2 separate regions of the Homo sapiens genome follow, and region 1 is linked to region 2. A link is a loop called in an ENCODE intact Hi-C map of the cell type or tissue named here. Cell type or tissue: tibial artery. All regions are shown on one strand. Each heading gives the region's core, and the rest is flanking DNA. Links, peaks and the distances in the headings are about the cores only. Region 1 overlaps DDR2 (discoidin domain receptor tyrosine kinase 2). Region 2 has its middle 18 kb from the start of DDR2.

What was found. Peaks named below come from ENCODE experiments on the same cell type or tissue, not always from the same donor. Only the 100,000 strongest peaks of a DNase experiment are listed, where the experiment ranks them.
Region 1: it touches region 2 in a loop (3-fold over the local background); 9 of 110 quality-filtered maps call a loop at or near these places.

What each region holds. Positions count from the first base shown.
Region 1 is chr1:162,774,484-162,785,713 of GRCh38, reverse strand. It overlaps DDR2 (discoidin domain receptor tyrosine kinase 2), which reads right to left. Exons shown (of 18, transcript NM_006182.4): 15 at 9,871-10,062; 16 at 9,344-9,578; 17 at 6,985-7,134; 18 at 1-5,602. The coding sequence ends at 5,468. It also overlaps the pseudogene RN7SL861P. Among named protein-coding and RNA genes, the nearest start is that of HSD17B7, 11 kb to the left of the region's middle. In tibial artery, for the core only: no CTCF peak of the experiment used is centred there; a DNase peak (open chromatin) is centred at 6,470.
Region 2 is chr1:162,608,381-162,619,610 of GRCh38, reverse strand. No RefSeq gene overlaps it. Among named protein-coding and RNA genes, the nearest start is that of DDR2, 18 kb to the left of the region's middle. In tibial artery, for the core only: a CTCF peak has its summit at 5,760 (motif pointing left); a DNase peak (open chromatin) is centred at 6,817; H3K27ac peaks cover 2,072 bases.

The sequences.
Region 1 (11,230 bases), core at 2,198-10,197, 170 kb before region 2:
ATTCTCCCTACATTCACTCTAGTTAACTGGATGAGAAGTTTTTGTTTCTATCTTATGTTCATTCAAAAAAACAACATTCAGCAAATATTTATCAAGTGCTCACAATGACCTAGAAACTTAGTAAGACACACATTGTTATAATCTTGACCCCTTAAATAGGGGACTTAAAAATGTCAATCATAAAACTCAAAACTGTAATCCACAAAACTGGAGTTTCAACTTCTCCCCAGGTTGCCGCTGTGTTTGCAATTAATTTGGTCTAATGTGGTTGTTATTCCATTTAATAACGGCTATTTAGGCAAATAAAACCTCTCTACCACTCTGAAAATAGTATTTTATCAAACATTAGGAGTCTATACCATTGTATTCTATTCTCTCCACAAGCTATTTCCAGTGCCATTAACTAAGTGCCAACTAACTCTTGACTGAAATACTGGTTTACTCTAAACTCCTTATTTTGTCCCCAGTGCTAATCCTACTCACGTAGAAGCAGCAGGAAGCATCTAGAATATCCTGCTACCTGGTTTTCTAGACAACAAGCTATGAACAGGTCTTACTGTGTTTTGTGTTGCCTAATCTTTCTAAGTTTGTCTTGGATTGTTTCAGATGCCAAACAGCCAAACAAATCAGAAAATTTAGAAGCAGTGTAGGCAGGGTATTGCTCATGACAAAGGAACACATTAATGTGTTAATAGTCTCTCTAAAACTGTAGAACTTTATCCAGATAGTATCTTTCCTGTTGTATCCAAGCAAGGCCAGTTTACAAATCAGCAAGAATTAAAAGTATCCAGCAACTAAATGAATATGTGTGGAAAAACTGGCGAAATTGAAAAAAGGTCTGTAGTTTAGTTAATAGCATTATGCCAATGTTAATTTTCTGGTTCCGAAAATGGACTAAGTGAAATGTTATAAATGGGGAAAACTGGATCTAGGGTAAGGCCACTCTACTATTTTTGTAACATCTTGTGAGCCTTAAGTTCTTTCAAAATAACAAGTTTTTTGTTTTTTTTTAAAGGATACAGCAACTCAACAATTCCCCACTGCTCTTTGGCACCAAGTAATGCAGCTAATTGTAGCAGAAAACTCAGAATGCCAGAAATCAAATCACCATTAACCACTCCAGTCTCTTTCCTTCTCAATTCAGCTCTTGAAAACATTTACTAAGTGAAAAACACATTAATCTGTTTTTATAAAAATGTTACATTTCTATTTAGAAGGATTTCCCAGCAAAAATAAGGATCTGCATCTTCCTGGAGATGAAGAAACATTAGAGACCTACCATATGCACTGCCAGAGGACAGAAGTCTTACTAAAAAGGAAAGACTAGGATGGCAAATTCCAGGTCTATAAATTCGACTTATGATCAAAGACTTAGTAGCCATGTATTGCAATTTTCTTTTTTTCTTTTATTTTTGTAGTTTTGGGCAAAACATTCACTGTTCTGTTTCAGCATACTTCCTTGGAACATCTTCATCTCTTTCCATTTTGCGGACACTCCCCTTCTTCTATTCTCCTTTACTCAAAACATATGGTTTAGACCCACATCATGGCTTTCTTGTGGGAAGCCTGGATGGGACTAGGAAAACACATGTTTCCAACATGGTGCATATCTGTTTGTGCAGATATCAGACAAGATTTAATCTTGTCTAACTTATGCGTATTGTTTTGATGTTTGCCTGTGGTTATTCTGGGCACAGCAATGGTGGACATTATTGAAAATGAACTTTATTGGCAGATGAAAGATAATAGAACATGAAGATTTATGAACTACCATAAGCTCTGCATCTCTGGGTCTTCATTTCCAAAGCAGCACTTGGAAAACCAAGCCCAGTTCAGGCAAAGAGTTCCTTTCTTCTCACCAGCACTTGAAATGGTCCAGAATATACCTGATGCTCACACCACCTTCCTCATCCACTTCTGAAATGAAAAGGTCATTCCCCGATGGTTGCTATATCTTTTCCAAGAGGAACTTCCCCTTTCTTAAAATTCTGAAAAATTCCTTTCCATTTCATACACTGAACCTGACTTCATTTCTTAATAAATATTTTTATCATCTCTATCATCCAGAATTTCTTCTTTCTCCATCCATATTTATCTTTTACTTCAAGACACTTACTTTCCTATTCCCTTTCAAAACTCCTTCTTGTTTCAAAATGGATTCCCAATGGCTCTAGCTACTCCTGTTTCTACCTTGCTCGACTTGACCTTCCCCTGTGTCTTTCCTGTGCATTCTCCATTGCCCCTTTTTATGTAGCCTCCTTTCTAGCCCTGACCTTCCTCCCTATTCAGTCATATGCACATTCACGTATCCTTTTTTTTCACCCCACTTGCACACAGTCCTCTTCTTTATACAGTCTTATATACTTGCAAGTGATCTTTCCACAACATTAAAACCACATTTTGCTCCTCAGGCACCTCTTTGCACTCTAGATCTTTTCTGATCATATGTGTCTGGATAGCACATCAAGTTTCAGACCTGGCTATCAGCACATTAGCCAGCAAGAATATAAGTTTAGATCTGACAATCCCAAAACACAATCTGCACATAAAATAATTCACATATATCATGAAGAAGATAACTTACTGCAAAGGTAATAAGGCCCCACAGTTTCTGATCATTTTTTTTCTATCTCCTTTTCCAAATAAGTCCTAGCTTCATTCTTCTAATTCAAATTTGAACTACTTTCAAATTCTACATACTAGGCCCTCACCATGTATTCTGTTGGGTTGCATGGATTTGTGCTACTAAACTCTAAAGGCATGACTAAGCTAGAAACTAAACCTGTGTCTGTAATACAAAGTTCTCAGTGCCAGAAGTTGAAGCCTTCCTCATCCCAGAAAAGGACACAGATATGTATTACATGATAATACATATTGGGCAGCCATCTGAAACATATTACTTCTGTGACTCAAGGCCAGGAAAATTCAGACATTGTAAGTTCATTTTAAATATGATTTTTTTTAAAAAAAATATGGAATCATAGAATAACCCAGTGAACTGGTGCAGAATCATAAAAAAGAATAAGTGGAGAGATTTTAGGCAAAGGAAGATATAATAATATTATTTTCTCTTGCTCTATAAGAAGTCATGGTGTGATCTGGATGTAGCCCTACCAGAGACATGTGGATAAAGAAGAATAGGCTGCAGGTCCTGAGTTCAAGTCCCTTTAATTCTAATGAAGCTAATACATATCTTGAAAGTGGAGTGTGGCAGGTCCCAAGGTATCTAGTCCTGCACATATCAAATATGCTAATGTATTTGGAAACACCTGGTAAACCTAAGGCACAATACAAATGGCATGTGTTACTATTACTACCATTACAGTGATTTCTTCCATGATCTCTTTTGCTGACTACAATTTTCAGAGCAAGAAATGACCAGATTACTAAACCCATCAGTTATAGATCCAATTTTCCAGTGAGTACTGGACATATCAGAACAAGAAAGGACCTCAAAACCATTTAATCTAATTTCCTCATCCTATAAATAAGAAAACAAAATGCAGAAAGACCAAGTGATTTAGCCAAGATGACACACTTAGTGTGAAGCAGAAAGAGGATTAAAGCTCCCAAACCAATGCTCTCTTGACTCTCAAACCAATGATTTCTCCACAGTTAGTCCTGGGATAGACTAAAGCCCAAAGGCATAGGACAACTATGGGGAAAGGACATTTGCTAGGATCAGAAGATGACCTGCAAAATGGAGCCTGTGGACTTGGGATCTATGCTTATGCTGTGGCGTGGAGCAATGCTGAAAGCTGAATGGGGAAATACACATGTTCCTGAGAAACTGTTGTAGAAGGTAAACTGGTGAGGGCAACAGAGGCAGACCCAAGGGGTCAAGGCTAATCCTTCTCAGCTTGGGAAACTGATTTGTAATGTTTTCTTGTTTCTCCTCAATTGGAATTAAGAGTTCCTTTTTCCAGCTTCCCACTAAATCTGAGGATTTGTGGAGTGTGAAAACTCAGAATCTGCTCTGAGCAGATTCCTTCTTGACAGTGGCTCTGTTTCCATGAATTCTGAAGCCACAGCCCTGAGCTTTCTTTTCTGCTGGTCACGCCATCTCAGAGGCAAGAGTGTGTATACTCAGCAGTAGCAACAGATGTTCATCCTGTGCCTCTCCAGAATCAAGGACTCTCGGAGTTAGAAGGACATTAAACATTGTCTCATACCACCATCCACTTTGTGTTTGAAAACCTCCATTTTCCTTGCATTGTTCTTGAGCCTCTATCTTAACCTCTCCAGTGACAAGAGACTCCTCACCTCTGGTGGCAGCCCATTTATCCTTGTATGTTCTGAGTGCTTCGTTTTCCCCAATAAGGAATGGAAATCAGTCTCCCTGTAACTTCTCCACATCAGTTCCTAGGACAACTTTTTTGGGGACACTCAGAACAGATCTATTCCCTCTTAGACAAGGCCATTAGGTATTTATGCCTGAGAAATTCAGCCCCAAGCCCAAAGATCCCACAGAGGCTTCATCCTTGAAAATGCTAGAAGATTTGGACAAGATGAACTCAAGAGTCTACCATCAAAACATCAAGATATCAAAACATCAGACTTTACTGATTAAAAACTCAGATTCTCACTAAAACACACACATGAAAATATCTGAACAAGACAAAGAAGAGAACCCTCTTACAAAATCACAAATAAATGGTGGATAGCATGTCTGTTATGTGTCCTCCATTGACCTCCTTTCCTATGTCCATTATCTATTCATGAATCCTTCCATCCATGAGGTACTTTTTTTTTGTAAATGACAATCCCCCTTCATACACTCTTGCAGCAGACATTCTTTCCTATCTACATCCCCAGTTGTTTCATATATGAACTTCAATCCTGACCCCTGCCCATGAATGAACAGAACACCCATTTCAAGAAATTGGGGGTTTTCAAGAATATATCATTCACTTTGACAGGAGAGAGAAATACAAACAGTGAGACATGTCCAGAGGCCAAATTAGAAAACCACCTGTGATTAGTTGCTGAATTCTGAGTCCTCAGATTCTCCACATCTATCAAGTGTTTTCCCTAAACTTAATCTCATGTTTCCCAAGACATTAGTATTCTTCAAGTTTTTCTTTCTGAAGATTCTTTTAGAATGACATGGAAAAATATTGTAGAATCTGCACATTTATAAGCACAAGTATAGTTAACCTTTATAAATTATCTGAATTTTCTAGCCTTTGTTATCCAACACTTTGGTATATCAAAGATTTTCTTTTACTAGATTGTATCTGCCCTAGGCTTTTTTTTTTCCTTTTTTAGTTCTTTAATGTAAAAAAAAAAAAAAGTGTATATGAGTCAGGGGTAGGGAGTGGGGGTGACCAGGAAAAGAGGGCAAAGCAAACAAGCCTCTGTCTCTCAGTTTCATTAAATGTCCAGATGGAGTGGCATAGGCATGGGTGAGTGGTAGGTCTTGTAGGGAGGACCTGAGCCGTAGGAACATGGCCAGGCACTGACAGCATCACTCGTCGCCTTGTTGAAGGAGCAGAAGGTGGATTTCTTGGAATGAGGGACGGTTCTTCGTATCTCTTCTCCAGCAGCTGAGCATCAGCTTATACACAGAGTCAGGACAAATGGCTGGTTGAGGGAGGTAAGTCTTTGGGAACAAAAATAAAGGAAAACAAAAGAGAGAGAGAGAGAGAATATTACAAAGACGGGGGAAAGGGAAGTATCTTTGCATCATGGTTTGATTTGCCCCCTGCCCACTTTCTTGAACTTGATAACTGAAATGGGTGTAGTGTCCATTTTTCCTACTCGTGAAAGTTCTGAATCATATCAGCCCTTTTCTAAGCTGTTCCATTTGTCTTCTGCAGTTGTCTGCAGCAGAATTTTTTGATGGGCCATTATGTGGTCCCTACCTTCATGCAAAAGATGAAACAACCAAAAAGAGACCAAATCTTCCATTTATGGGCAACCCATATTGAAGTTCATCTTGGCTGAGCCGATCATGGCAGAGGCAGAAAACAACATTTTTCTTTGGCCCACTCACTTATCTCATGTACTCAGGAGTAAATTTTCCTTTGACTATAGTAAGAAGGCAAATTGCCTCATAACCAAGATAGCTAATTTAGACTCCCTGCTGCCAAAATATTTACAGAGTATCAAGATACAATTAAATTCTCAGACCCCTCTCTTATTTTTAATATGCATAATGTATTATCTCTTGTCAATACCTTATCTATCTTTGGCTTGCTTGGATCTGTTCAAGCCACAGAAGATCCACTTTTTATTGTCTGCAAGATCCTTCCCCCAGCTATTATCCTTTTCCTGGTAAAGATACCATAATCCAAGGGTATGCTGTTGCCAGGCCCCTTTGGGGAAGTGCGGTGCTGTAGTTACTGGCAAGCTTTAAATTCCAGATCTCACAGGAATTTTAAATCTAAGCCACCCAAAAAAAAGCTTGGAGTATCTTGGCTAGGAATTGAGACTCCTGGGGAGCTTGGGAACTCATCTTTCCCTGAGTCCTGAGATGTCACAATACTGGGCCCAGAGATGCCTTCCAAGAGCAACAAGTTTAGGATATATCTGCCCATTTTCAGACATCCAAGTCTAGAAACATTGCTAGATAGTCAAAACCAACCCCATTTCTTATACTAAGCTATATTTTTAATGAATGCTAATACATCCCTTTTACACTTTTATTTTTTGACCCAGAAGAAAAACCACATGGTCTAGATCAAGAAATAGATAAATCATGAGAGATAGGACTTTGTTTCCTGCTACCTTTGAGCTGGGGAGAAACCTGACATGACCCTTTATGCTCTCCAAGAGTCAATGAGTTGACACATAGATAAAGCAAAGTGTATGGATGCCTGGGGAGGATACTGGTCTTTCACATCATCTGGATAGTTAGTGACAAAGACTAACACCTGGATAGTCTGTCTTCCATCTCGGCCCACTCCTGCTAAGGCAGGACTTGCCATTCTCCATCCTTCAAGGTACACAGGTCCACATCCATTCATCCCCAACAGTTCTTACCTGCCTCCCTTGGTCTCGGAAGAACTCTCCAGTATTCTCAATAACCTGTTCATCTGACAGCTGGGAATAGGGCTGTTCTTGACAAAAGGTGAAAGTCTCCCACAAAGTAACCCCAAAGGCCCACACATCACTTGCTGTAGTGAACTTGCCCTATTTAAGTAAAGAAAAGAATGGGAAATCAGAATAACCTGTGCACAACAACACCCTGTTAAATTTCATAATCTGCAGCTATACCCCTTCCCCCACCACAGGCAAGGAATTCTGAAAATGCCAAGATGTGCATGGAGTATTTAGAAACAGCCCATTCTTTCATTCTCATGATCTCAGCTTGGTTCTGTTTCTCTGGGGATGAGATCCAAGAGCTGAAAAAAACGCAGCCATAAGCTATTTGACTCTGCAACTGAGTGTTAGGTCAACCTTTCAACTCTAGGGTAGCCTTGGGAAAATGCTCCTGAGAAAGGCAAAATCTGAATGGGAAGTCAATGGTTTTTATGTTAGAGATAGAGGAATCTAGTTTAAGTGCCTGCAGTGAATCCAGGACTCTCATTTACCAGTTCAGTGATAATCACAGTGTTGAAAGATAGACTTTAACAAGTGACAGCAATGAGATTCAGGTGTAAATAGCATGCATTGACTACTCACATTTTCTACTCAATACAGACAACCACACTGTGAAGTGGATGATATTATTTATTATTAAATATTTTTTCCTTTGAGAAATGGGGTCTCATTATGTTGCCCAGCCTGGAGTGCAATGGCCAGTCACACGTTTGATCTCATTACTGATCAACACGGGAGTTTTGACCTCCTCTGTTTCTGACCTGGGCTGGCTCATCCCTCTTTAGGCAACCTGGTGGTCCACTGCTCCTAGGGGTGACCATATTAATGCCAGACTTAGTGAGGACACCCAATTGTCATAGCGCAGCGCAGCCCAGATTTTCATCCTCCTGCCTCAGCCTCCTGAGTAGCTGGGACTACAGGTACATACCACCATGCCAGTTATCCTTATTTTTTAGATCAGAAAAATGAAACAGGAGAGGTTTCCCAAATTCTTCTGGTTAATAAGACCATTAGTAGTGGAAAAACTGGATTTGAACCAAGGTCCTCTGAATGTCAGTCTAATATATTGTTTTGAACACCATATAATACCTTTAGGGAGAGTAATGCCTAACTATCCCATTAGAAATGGGTAAAATATAGCAATTCACATATATAGGTGAAAAAGATCTTTATAAGGATTTATGTAAACTGGTGTACATCACAGCATCATTCATAATAGCAGGAAATTGGAAAGTACTTAAATATCAAATTATAGAGGCATTATTAAGTTATAGTATATATCTACACATGGAATATTATGCAGATAATAAAATGTTAAGTTAAAAATAGAGATAGAGAATTGTATGGCATAGTGTCATCCCAATTATGTAATATAAATTACATATATGTACATATGTATATAAATGCATGCACAGAAAAAAAATTGCATGCATAGAAAAAATATATGTATAGAAAAAAATCCTCTAAGAAAATATACCAAAGTATTGATAGTGGTTATCCTGGTGAGTGCAAGGGAATAACTATACATTTTTTATTTCAAAATTAATTTACAAATCCTATAAGAATATTAGCAGGAAATAAGCAGATTAATCATAAATGAACAAAACCAAATTGGTCTCAGACTTTTCTCTGCAATGTCACACAAGAAAAAAGATAAAATAACATGTACATGGCATTGTAGGAAGTAAAAGTGTATAGTCTAATGAGTCTATAAATCAGCTGAGTGGTTATAAAATCAACAATAAAAAGTCTCAGGTATGCATGGACAGAAAATATACCTCTAATAGAGATATTTGGGAAAAATTACTCACTTATGGTATGGAATATCAAGAATCAAATAAAAATTATAAAGCAAAGAATGATGAACTTAAAAAGAACATGTTGAAAAGTATTGAAATACAATTATAGGAATTAGTCTATGTAATTATGAGAAACATGCTTATGAAACTAATGGAGAAGAAAATATTTTGTATAGGTAACATTTCTTTAAATGATAAGGTTTTTAATATCTTAAATTAAGAACAATCACTAGGTAGAAATGATAAAGAGAAACAAAGATAATAAATCTCTTATACTTTTTAACTTCTCTCCCTAAATTTTTATGTGTGTTAATTTTTTAGCAGAAATAGGCAAGCATTAAATAATAAGAATTAGTACACAAAGAAAATAATTTCAAATCAGAGAAAATACTACAGTCTATTGAGTTTGCCTCCTGCTGTCTCAGGTTTGTCTCCACGTGTCATGCATGTGAGCCCACAAGCCAGTTGTTAGACAGGGCTTTAAAATGCTGAGAACTTACCAGCAAGATACTCTCCCAAGACATCCAGCGGATAGGGAGCACTGCCCGGCCCTGGATCCGGTAATAGTCACCACTGTACAGGTTCCTGCTCATTCCAAAGTCAGCTATCTTGATTGTGTAGTTCTTACCCACTAAACAGTTTCGTGTGGCCAGATCTCGGTGAACAAAATTAAGAGAGGAAAGGTACTTCATGCCAGAGGCAATTTGGGTAGCCATAAACTTCAGATTGGTGTAACTGAGGAAATAGACAAGAAGACAGAAGGTAGCCTATGGAAACAGGAAGATGTGAAAGGTACACATTCTAAAATGGTATCAACAAACTAGGGTTGAAAGCTCAACATTCTTTCTCTACTCTTGATGAATCCCTTGCGTTTCCCCAAAGGGCAGCTGCTCCATTATTCCCTGCACACTGACTTCCCCCACCATCCCAGAACATTGATACACTTTAAGGCTCACTGCTCCCTATTTTCAGATCCCAGGTTACTCTCATGACCACAGGGAGGAGAAGGAAGACCTGGCTTGTTTACCTGACAGTGCGTACATCGCTGGAGGAAGAATTAGGGGGCTCGTGGCGGGAAAGAAACTGATTGAGATCTCCATTCTCCATGTATTCAGTGATCATACAGAGAGGGTCATCAGTGATACACACAGCTAATAGATGGATGATGTTTGGGTCCTTGAGCCGAGACATGATCTTTATCTCCTTAAGAAAATCATTCCTTGGGAGGATACAGACATAGATAAACTCAGAAGTTGCCAGAGTCAGAATCAAGAGAGAGAAGAATGCACACCAAGGCCTATTCCTGGACATTATGCCAAATCTTGTTTCCCTTTGGATAACTTTTGAGAGGACAGAGAAATTGACACCTGGATCTGTCTCATTCTATTCCTCCTGAAATATCATGGGCCCTTATTCAATTGTAATGTTTTTGAGAACAAGATCCATGACTTATTCACATTTCTATCCCTCACATCTAACAAAATCCCTGCCACACAGAAAGTGATTAATATTTGCTGAATCAAAAATAGGCTGCTAAAAACCACTCTACAGAGTAAAATGTTTCACTGAAAATCATATCTTAAGTGCACGAGGATATTTACCTTTTTTTTTTTAAAGCCATGGAGTCACTCTATTACTAGTGAAGAAACTTTGTATGATGTGAACAACCATCTTTGGCTTATCTGATTACTCTTTATTTTCTCATACTGACTTTTCTTAATGCAGTACGAACCATCAGTCAGTTGCAACATGTATTTAGTAGCCTGTCGAAAACAGAGCTCTTTAAAGGCTGTGGTGGTAATCATGTCAAAAGAAGTATTCATTTGACCAAGACTAATAATTGTTTGAGTACATGGTGACAGACACCCTTGGGTCATAAAGTAGCAAGATTTTGTTAGTGAGGCCTCTAGCCCACATTCCCAAAACTGTTGGAGCAGATGAGTTATAAGCCCTCCAAGAGTTTGCTAGGAATCCTGGACTGGAAGTCATACTACGTCAATATAAACCACTGGAATCAATGCCGTCCTGATGCAACACCTCCCCTCTTTCATTCCCCCTTCCGTCTCAAACCAGGGGTTTCCATGGCTTGGGAGGGTTTGCAGTCATGGCCATCCATCATTGCTAAGGACACAGGTGGAGGAATGGCAAACTTCACCGATCGGAACAACGGAGAAAGGCTTTGTCATATCCTATGTCCTGTGGTTTGGTTTGGTTTTGTTTCCCCTCATGCCACTTTCTCCAATCATGTGCTAAGATTAATATAAGAAATACTTCGTCTCTCTATAAGACCCAGAGAATGTCACTTTTTATTCTTACCAGTATCTTAAAGATTGAAATTATCAGTTAAATTTCTAAAGCCTCCAGTTTCATTTCCTCACCTTTCTCTC
Region 2 (11,230 bases), core at 1,858-9,857:
CAATATTATATAATCATGAGCATATCCAAAATGTACATTTGGCAATAATGAAGAATTCTGAGCTTCAAAAAAAATTGGGAGAAGTAGAAAAGGGAACCATTTCTCTGTGGAATGATAAAAATAAAAGTCAAATTTTGGTTAAACTTCTAATTTTCCACTTTCATATGTTATCAAATGATATAATTTTGGTGCATCCGATTTTATACTAAAAGTCCTCCATTGTGTATGGAAAGCTAAACAAGAACGCATTATTCTCAGATATATTAAACAAAACTTGGTTACCCAATAGGTCAGATTATGTTTCTGATTAAACAATTTGCTGGTTAAATATAGGACTTAAACCAGTAACAGATTACCAGTGGTTTGCTATTGTTCGGTTCTTCACAAAGGAGCAATTATTTGAGAAACCAGGGATGGAGGAAAGAAAGGAAGCTGGTTTTTGGAATAAAATAAAAGGACTTAATTTGCAGTTTTCTTGAAAAAAAGAGGAATCAGATGAAAATAAAATTGGTATTCTGGGTTTGGGGACCTAAACAGATCCAATATAAAAAAAGAAAGAAATGGATTATGGAAATGTGAAACTATCATAACAATTTTAGTTGCACATTTGAAAAACATAAGGAAAAATGTCAAAAATAGAACTTTTATTTGGTCTGCCAACTGAAAATTGATATTTTTATTATGCTTTCAGTCAAGGGCTGATTTGTAAATACTAGGTAGAGTTTTTCTTCATAAGTTAAACTGCTTTTTTCTGTAGAGAATATTCTGAAGATCATGGGGAATAAGAAAAGACAGAATATGTTAGGAGATTTTTAAAAGACAGCAAAGACTGGGGCCTCTGGGCCTCATCTCTTGTATTCCTACAAGGGTACAGTAAAGTGCTGGGTCCAACTTCATCACTTATTAAATCCTTTTTGGTTCATTCACCTAAATCAAGTAGGATAAACAAAGGTTAAAAGAATCACGGTTCTCAGATAACCATTGGTTATAATTATTTAATCTGAACCATAAAATTTGATGCTTGGTTTTGTCCACCAATAAAAATAAAACCCTATAATGATAATTCCTGTGTGTGATCAAAAAAAAATTGTCAAGAGAGAAAAATATTTGTGTCTTCTAAATGGCATCCTTTGATAAAAGGGCATATGGGTGTATGACCATCCACTAACTTTTGTTTTTTTTCAAAATACATCATGAGATGCGTTCTTTTTTAAGCTAACACTCCATGTTTGCAAACCTTGAACCATAACTATAAAATAATTTGCCTGTGTGAGATGTGTTGTAGCTAGTATCTCACAGGAATAAAAGAAATATGAAAATACAGTTTTTAAAAATTAGTCATTTCAAGATATCATATTTACATGCATTTTTACCTCCTTCCACATGAGATTGCATTTAAATGTCACCAAAAGGAGAAGCGCCTCCAGGATGCTGGAGTAAGCACCTCTGAAAATCTATTCCTCCACAAAACAAAACAAAAAAAAAACACTGAAGAAATTATCAAAATAAACTTATTTAGAACTCTGAATGTTAACTAAAGGCTTGCAACAAACTGAGGAGAATTTATTAAAGAAAAACAGCTGAAACTAGGTAAAAACAATGAGCTTTATGAAGTTTTAACTTGGTCTATTCTCATCCCCTTCTGCCCAGCTCTACAGCAGCCTCAAAAACATGATAGCTTGGGAAAAAAAAAAAAAACAGTCACTTAACAGCCATGAGAGGTGGAAGAAGGTTCGGAGCTCCCCTAAAATACTATCCCCAGAAAATTATTACTATTTTACCTGTCTCCCCTCAGGGCTTGTCTCTATTTAACCTGATTCAGATCTCACTTAGTAAAAAGTCTTATCCCCAAGATGTTTGTCAAAAACAATCAGTGGCAATGGTTTAAAACTGCAGTGGCCTAGGGCAGCAATACCAGTTGGGGCAAGCAAGAAGTTGGCCAAAAAACTTAAAAGAAAAAGCTGGATATTTATACAGCCATAGAGGACTTTGAAAAGGTCCTACATATTCTTGGTAATCTAGAAGGCCATAAACATGTACAAGTCCATGAGTCTGTCCAGAAAAGACCTGAAAAGGACCTATGCTCTCACCTCTGACCTTTAGGCTCTGTGCAAGCAGAAAGTGAAGACTAAAAAACAGTTGTAAATTTCTGGCCAATGCATTGGAGGTGCACCCCAAAACACACAGAGAACCCCTCAGCAAAGAGTGGAGAATTTTTGGTTCAAAATATTTAAGAAAATCTGTCCAGTCATTAGCTGACCACTAAGTTACCATAGCAGAAATTTCAGTGGCTGCACATGCAAAGAGTTCAGACTGCAAAATTAATCAAGAAAAGTCACTAAATATACAAACAGCAACAACAACAAGCTCTGAGGAGAGGGAAAACCTGATTTTCAGGATTGCCACAATGTATCATTCAAATTGTCCAGTTTAAAAAAAACAAAAGAAAAGAAACATGCTTACAAGAAGGAAAGTATGGCTCCCACAAGAGAAACAAACTGGTTAAAAAAACTGTCCTTGAGAAAACCCAGATATCGAACTTACTAGTCAAGACCTTAAATAAGCTATTATAAATGGTGGTCTGTGGGATACCATCAAGCATACCAACATATGTATAATGGGAGTCCTGGAAGAAGAGAGAAAATAGGGCAGGAAGAATGCATAAGAAAATAATGCCCAAGAAAATTTGATATTTAATTAAAAATATTATTCTTCACATCCAAGAAGCTCAATGAACTCCAAGTAGAATAAATTTAAAAGATCTAAACCTAGAGCCATTATAGTCAAATTATTAAATGCCCAAAACTAAAAGATAATTTTGAAAGCATCATGAGAACAATGATCCCAGCTGCTCAGAAGGCTGAGGCAGGAGAATTGCTTGAACCAGGGAGGTGGAGGTTGTAGAGAGCCAAGATTGCCCCATTCCACTCCAGTTTGGGCAACAAGAGCGAAACTCCTAAAAAAAAAAAAAAAAAAAAAAAACCATGCATGATAAAATGATAAAGGATATCCTCAATAACACTAAATACTGACTCCTCATCAGATACCATGGAGGTCAGAAGGCAGTGGTATAACATATTCAAGGTGCTGAAAGAAAAAGAATGTCAATTGAGAATTCCATGTCAGCAAAACTATCCTTCATAATGAAGAAGAAATTAAGATATTACCAGAGTTCTTAAAACTGAAATAATTAATTGCTAATCCCAGCTACTCAGGAGGCTGAGGCAGGAGAATCGCTTGAACCTGGGAGGCGGAGGTTGCAGTGAGCCAAGATCATACCATTGCACTCTAGCCTGGGTGACAGAGCGAGACTCCATCTCAAAAAAAAAAAAAAAAAAAAAAAAAGGTACTGGGTTAGTAAGGGCAGCAAATGGTTGAGATGAAACAAGACTGGCAATAAATTGATCATTATCGAGGTTGGGTGAGTGATACATAATGTATGTAGGTTTATTACACTATTTTATCTTCTTTTGCATGTGCTTTAAATTTTCCATAATAAAAACATTTACATTAATTAGTTAATATCAGAAGAATCTATCAGAAAAAGAAGGGGGGCTATCAGAGTACACACTCTCTGTTAGGAATATCATTGTGAAATTTCATGTCTCCCAAGATACAGAAAAGATTCTTAAGCCTTCCAGAGAAGGAAAAAATAGTTTACCTACAAATAGGAATCAGACTAGCATCAGGCTTTTCATGAACAATAATGGATGCTTGGAGCCAATGAAGCAAGACCATTAAACTCCTAAAGAAAAATTCTCCTAAACTTAAAAGTATCTACCCTGTCAAAATATCTATCAAATATGAGAATAAAGTTTCCAAGAACTCAGGAAATTTGGTTTTCATTCTCCCTTTGTGGGACATTGTTTGAGGATGATTGAAGCAAATGAAGAATAAACAAAAAAGAGGCAAATGTGATTTCAAGAAGAAAAAATGTATTAAAGTCCAAGCAATAAGTAGAACTGGCAGGGAAATGACAGAAAAGATATGTTTCTTCTGTCAACAAGAAAGACATAAACAAAAGTAACTGTGTAAAGCACAAAAAATGTTCATCTTCACAACTAAACAAAAATACATGTTTAAATTCTTATTTAAATCTTTTTGTCTATCAAATTATTACACAAGTGTTTATAATATCTGGTGAAGTTAAGATTTGGTGAAATAAAAAATTGTGTATTGTTGGTGGGGTAGGAAGAATAATGGCCCCCAGAGTTATCCATGTCCTAATCCCCAGAACCTGAGAATATGTTACCTTGCATGGCAATAGGGACTCTGCTGATGGGATTAAGCGTAAGGCCCCTAAAATAGGAAGATTATCGTTGGTTATCTGAGTGGTCCTGTCTAATCCCATGAGCCCTTAAAAACGTAGAACCTTTCCCGCTGGGTCAGAGAGATACAACAACCAAAAGCAACAGAATGAGTCTGAAAATGGCAGCATGAGAAGGATTCAATACCCTATTACTGGTTCTGAGATGTAGGCGCCATCTGCAAGGACCAGAGAGCGGCGTGGGGGAGCTACGGACAGCCCCAACTAACAGCCAACAAGGAAACAGGAGCCTCAGTCCCACAACCCCATGGAACTCCATGCTGCCACCTGAATCAGCGAAAAAAAAAAAAAACGGATTCTTCCTTCCCTAGAGCCTATGGGAAGAAACTCAGCCCTGACAACAACCTGATTTTAGCCTGATGGGACCTGTACCAGACTTCTGACCTGCAAAAATATAAGATAATTAAGTTTGTGTAGTTTAAACCACTAAGTTTGTGGTAATTTGTTATGGCAGCAATAAAAAAAAACTAAGACAACTGGCAAAAGTATAAATTAGTAAAATTCCCTAGCAATGCAAAAAAAAACAGTAATCAGAGCTTTAAGAATATTTATATTCTTTGACCAAATAATTCTATGTCTGGGAATCCATACTCAGGAAATACTTATAAATATGGAAAGCCTCTTATTAAAAAATATTTGTCACAGCATTATTTATATTATCAAAAAGCTGGAAGAAAAAAATTAATGTTCAACACTAAGTAAAAGGTTAACAAATCCACCTGAATAAACATGATTCAGCAAATAAAAAGTAGACTTATAAATATTAATTACACAATATGAGGAAATGTTTTTGCTATACTGTTAACTATTTAAACACTTTTTTTTTTTTTTTTTGAGACAGAGTTTCGCTTTTGTTGCCCAGGCTGGAGTGCAATGGCGCGATCTCAGCTCACCGCAACCTCCGCCTCCCGGGTTCAAGTGATTCTCCTGCCTCAGCCTCCCGAGTAGCTGGGATTACAGGCATGTGCCACCACCCCGGCTAATTTTGTATTTTTAGTAGAGACGGGGTTTCTCCATGTTGGTCAGGCTGGTCTTGAACTGCCGACCTCAGGTGATCTGCCCCCCTCTGCCTCCCAAAGTGCTGGGATTACAGGCGTGAGCCACCGCGCCCGGCTATTTATGCACTCTTTAAGGTACATAGAAAAGAAATACCTAAGAGAAAAATACACAGAAACAATAGCAGCTGCATTCGAAAAGAGGTCATTTTAAATATGCTATTTCTCTGCATTTCCAAGTTTCTATTAATGAACCTGGGTGCCCTTCATCTGCTGGTAGGACACAGAGGATCGAGGTATGGATGATGTCAGCATTTCTCAGACGGTCAAGCAGGTGGGCTTTTACTCAACCCTGTGTAACTTGGACCTGGGCTAAACATTCTCCTAAGGCTGAGGCGCTAATACCTGAGCATTTGAAAATACTGCCCTCTACTGCACAGAAATAGCCTTGCGGGAAAGGCTACAAAAAACAGTTAAACATGCCCAGCCGGGACAAGGCCCCCAGGAAGGCAGCCGACTCACAGAAACTAGCCTATAATACACTCAGAAAATAAGTGAAAAATCAAGCTATAAAACCCGGCTTAAGCAAATACATTCTGCTCCATGGCTTCAGATATTAGCTCATCATTACCCTCAACTTATGCTTATGCAAGCCCCCCTGACAGCAGGGCAGATTAGGGTAGGACAGGCAGTGGGGCTGAGGGCTGCTGCCACATTCCAGAGGATTCCAGACAGCTCCAGAAACAAGACCCTGGAGTATCATTTTTGGAAGCCCAACCAAATTTGGTTACGAGGATAGAAGAGTGAGACAAAAATAGCTTGCTACTAATAAACGTTAACCAAAGAGTACTATGGGCCTTTAATTTGATCACTATTTGGATATTCTTGTCTCTGATTAAGAATACGCCAATAAGCAAAGCAGTTAGTCTTACAACTTTGTTATGCAGGGGTAGGGCTCTCAACTTCCACCTGCAACCCAAGACAGGAACCGTAGGTTGTGGTTTTCTGCTTCTCACCCCCTGGAAGCAAGTTATCAAGAGCACCATTTCATTGCCCAACAGCTCTGTAAATGGGACCGGATAGAATTTAGTGTCCTCAGGCCCTTTGCTCTACTGAGGCTGTCTGAGCAGTGCCAAATTCAGCCTGCCAAATGCACTGCCCTTCAGTATGTTACGAGAATATAATAAAGGGAAGGGAAAGAATGTGAGAAAAACTTTTCCACTGAAACAATTACACTCACCTAAGTATAGCCCAACTCTACTTTCAAATGTTGATTCATTATTCCCAGAACTGCTCTTTGCCATCCCCTGCAAACACAACCCCCCCATATACAAACACACACATACAAACATACACTTTCCTATAAATAAAGAGGAAATATACCCTAAGTCCAAGAACAATAATTGGCTTTGGGCTGGTGTTGCATAAGCTTATTGTGATTCTTCTTAATTCGCACTAGCTTGAGCATGACCCTGGCGACAGCCATCTGGCCCTGATCACCATCTGGCACTCTCTCTCTTTGTGCTTTTGACCCTTCCTCCTCGGATACCACAGGCTGAGCCGTCTCATACCAATGGGCCCTTTTCCCAAACTGCTAATTGTGAAATTCACTAAAAATATTTGCTCTCTCTTCATTCATAGTTATTTTCCATTGCTCCTCAATTCTGATAGCTTAAAAATTATAAACCCAACTATTTTATACCTTTACTCTTTCAAAAGCCATGGTTGGTATGTATAGCATTTTTCAGAATGTTGTTGGGATTAGAAGGTGTGGTGGGTAGCAGCATAGCATAGTATTAATTGCAACAATGGTAGTATTTTGCCATTACTTTCAATGGCAAAAACCACAATTACTTTTGCACCAGCCTAATAATTCAAAGCAGGGATCTCAGAGCCAGACAGACCTGGATTTTAATCCTCACTCACCATCCGCTAGTTATGAAGTCTTGAATAAGTTATTTAAACTCTCTCTTTAATCAATTAATTATTTTAAAATATATTTTCAAACTTCAAAATGCATATACTTTTTTCTTTTTAATTGAGGCATAACATTAAAAACAAATTTTAAGTGTTCAGCCTAATTTTTAGAAATGTATCTGTTGCCACAGCTGATAAAAATACAGATATATCCAGCACTCAGGAGGCTCCCTTGTGGTTCTCCCTCAATAGATACCCCTTCCATAGAACTTGACTCTTCTAGCCTTTTCCATCATAGATTAGTTTTGCCAATTCTTGATCATATATATGGAATAATGAAATGGATACTCTTTTGTGCCTGGCTTTTCTTCCAATATTATTGCTAGGCAAGATGCAAATTTTTTTTTCAAGATGGAGTCTCACTCTTACCCAGGCTGGAGTGCAGTGCCGCAATCTCTGCTCACTGCAACCTCCACTTCCCAGGTTCAAGTGATTCTCCTGCCTCAGCCTCTCGAGTAGCTGGAATTACAGGCATGCACCACCATGCCTGGCTAATTTTTTTGTATTTTTAGTAAAGATGGGGTTTCGCCATGTTGGCCAGACTGGTCTCGAACTCCTGACCTCAGGTAATCCACCAGCCTCGGCCTCCCAAAGTGCTGGGATTACAGGCGTGAACCACCGCACCTGGCTGCCAAATTTATATTTAACTTTTAAGGGACTGCCAAACTTCTTTTCAACATGGCTATGCCATTTTATCTTGGCACCAACAATCTGTGAGAGTTCTGTATCCTGGTCAACGCCTTGTATGATCAGTCCTTTTAATTCTACACATTTTAATAGATGTGTCAGGGTACCTCATCATCATGGTTTGCATTTCCATTTCCCTAATGACGTTTAGCATCTTTTTGTGTGCTCATTTGCTATCAGCTTACCTTCTTTATTGAAGTACCTATACAAATCTTCTATTTTTTTTTTTTTTTAATTTATTTATTTGAGACAGAGTCTCATTCTGTAGCCCAGGCTGGAGTGCAGTGGCACGATCTCAGCTCACTGCAACCTCTGCCTCCCAGGTCCAAGCAATTCTCCTGCCTCAGCCTCCCGAGTAGCTGGGACTACAGGCACATGCCACCACGTCAGGCTAATTTTTGTATTTTTTTAGTAGAGACAGGGTTTAACCATGTTAGCCAGCATGGTCTTGATCTCCTGACCTCGTGATCCACCCCCCTCGGCCTCCCAAAGTGCTGGGATTACAGGCATGAGCCACCACGCCCAGCCTCTTCTAGAAGTTTTATATAGTTTTAGGTTTTACATTTAGGTCTATGCTTTATTTCAAATTACTTTTTATATTTGGTGCAAGGTATGTATAAGTTTACTTTCTTGAAGATGGATATCTAATTGTTTCAGCACCGTTTGTTGAAAATACTATTTTTCTCCATTGAAATGTCTCTGCACCTTAGTTGAAAATGAATTGACAATATACTTATTTCTTCCTTTCCTTCCTTTCCCTCCCTTCCTCCCTCTTTTCCTTCCTTCCTTCTTCCTTTCTTTCCTTTCTTTTTCTTTTCTGAGATGGGGGGTCTCACTATGTTGACCAGGCTGATCTTGAATTCCCGGCTTCAAGTGATCCTCCTACCTCAGCTTCCCAAAATCTTGAGATTATAGGCGTGAGCCACCACGCCCGGACTCAAATTGACAATATATGTATTGTCTATTTCTAGATTAGTCTATTTATCGATTATCTATTCTGTCTCATTGATATATTTGTCTACCTTGTCATCTATAGATCATTTTGGGGAGAACTGACATCTTAACACCAAATCTTCTCATCTACTTCTGTAATTTTACTCAACAACATTTTGTACTTTTCAATGTACAGGTCCTTCACATATTAGTCAGATTTACCCATAAGCATTTCATGTTTTAACATTACTATAAATGATGTTGATTTTCTAAATTTTAATGTCTAATTATTTGTTGCTAGAATATAGAAATACAAATGATTTTTGTATGTTGATCTTGTATCCCACAACCTTGTTAAACTTATTAGCTCTGATAACTTGCATGCAGATCCCACAGGATTTTCAAGGTAGATAATCATGTCATCTTCAAATAGACAGATTTATTTATTCCTTTCCAATGTAGATACCTATATGTTTTTCTTGCCTTATTTTACTGGGTATAACTTCTATACAACATTGAATAGAGGTAGCAAAAAAGAACATACTGCCTTGTTCCTGATTTTGGGGGGGAAATACACAAGTCTTTTACCATTAAGTGTGATAGTAAAATGTAGGTTTGCAAACATGACCTTTGTTTATCACATCTATTCCTTCTATCCCTAGTGTCATGAGACTAAAATTTTATAAGGAAAGGATGTTGGATTTTGAGAAATGTATTTCCTAAATCTATAATTTGTCTTTTTGTCTGTTAATATATTGAATTCTCCTTATTAATTTTCAAATGTTAAGCCAACCATGCATTCCTGGGCTACACCCCACTTTGTTATATTATCCATCTAATATATTGTTGAATTCTATTTGCTAAAATTGTGTTAAGAATTTTACACCTAAGTTTGTGGAAGCCAGCCTTTAAGATGGGTCCCCATAATCTCTGCCTTCCAGTATTTATACCCTTGAGTAGTCACTTATTGTACAATAGTTGACCAATATGGTATTATAGACATGATGCTATGTCACTTCTGAGGTTAATTATAAAAGACACTGGCTTCTATCTTGCTGCTGTCTCTCTTGCTTGGGTCACTTGTGCTGAGGAAAGCCAGCTTCCTTGTCATGAGGTCCTATGGAGAGGTCCATATGGCACAGGACTGAGGCCTTTTACCAAAGGCCACGTGAGTGAGCTTGGCATCACGGTCTTCAGCCCCAGTGCAGTCTGGATGACTTCTGCCTTGGCTGATGGCTTGACTCCAACCTCATGAGAGAACCAGAGACAGAACTATCCAGCTAAGCCACTCCTGGATTACTAATCTTTAGAAACTAAAAAATAAATATGTGGTGTTATGCAGCAATAAAATAAAATAGACACCATTAAGGTACCTGAATGGGAGAGAACATACTATTCATTGAGAAAACAGAATGGCAAAGATACACAGATAAAAGAGAAACAAGAACAGTAAGTACAAGTTTATACTTCCTAGCATCAGATAATAGAAAACCAGGCCCCTTAGTGATATTGCCCATCTTGTCAAGGATAGGACATGTGGAAGAAAAGAAGCCATTTAAGTTTCTTTGATTAAAATGAAGAGAATGCAGACACCTATTACATTTCACAATAAAGTCTGACTTGCCCTAAATACAGCTAATTCTACTAAGGCCATATTAAATAGTTGGATCAAGGGCCACTATTTCCTCTTTAAATTAGGATTTCTTTATTCCATAGTGACCCTAGGTGATTTTAATATTTTATTAATCTATTTTCAGAGGACTGATTTTAAAATATCTTTATAAGAACACAGAGATACTCTTTATCTTGTTAGGCTGAACAAGAACTGAATTTATGTGCCTCTAATGAGATTAACATGAAGTATGCACACTATCTATGAAGTTTTTTGGGTTTGTTTCTGTTTTGTTTTGATTAGACAGAGTCTTGCTCTGTTGCCCAGGCTGGAATGCAGTGGTGCAATTTCGGCTCACTGCAACCTCTGCCTCCTGGGTTCAAGTGATTCCCTGTTTCAGCCTCCCAAGTAGCTGGGACTACAGGCCTACACCACCACGCCTGGCTAATTGTTATATTTTTAGTAGAGACAGGGTTTTACCATGTTGGCTAGGCTGGTCTCAAACTTCTGACCTCAAGTGATCTGCCCCCCTTGGCCTCCCAAAGTGCTGGAATTACTAGTGTGAGCCACTGTGCCCAGCCTATGAAATATTTTTAACTTTACAAAATTGATTACAGTGGCTCACGCCTGTAATCCCAGCACTTTGGGAGGCCAAAGCGGGCATATCACGAGGTCAGGAGATCAAGACCATCCTGGCTA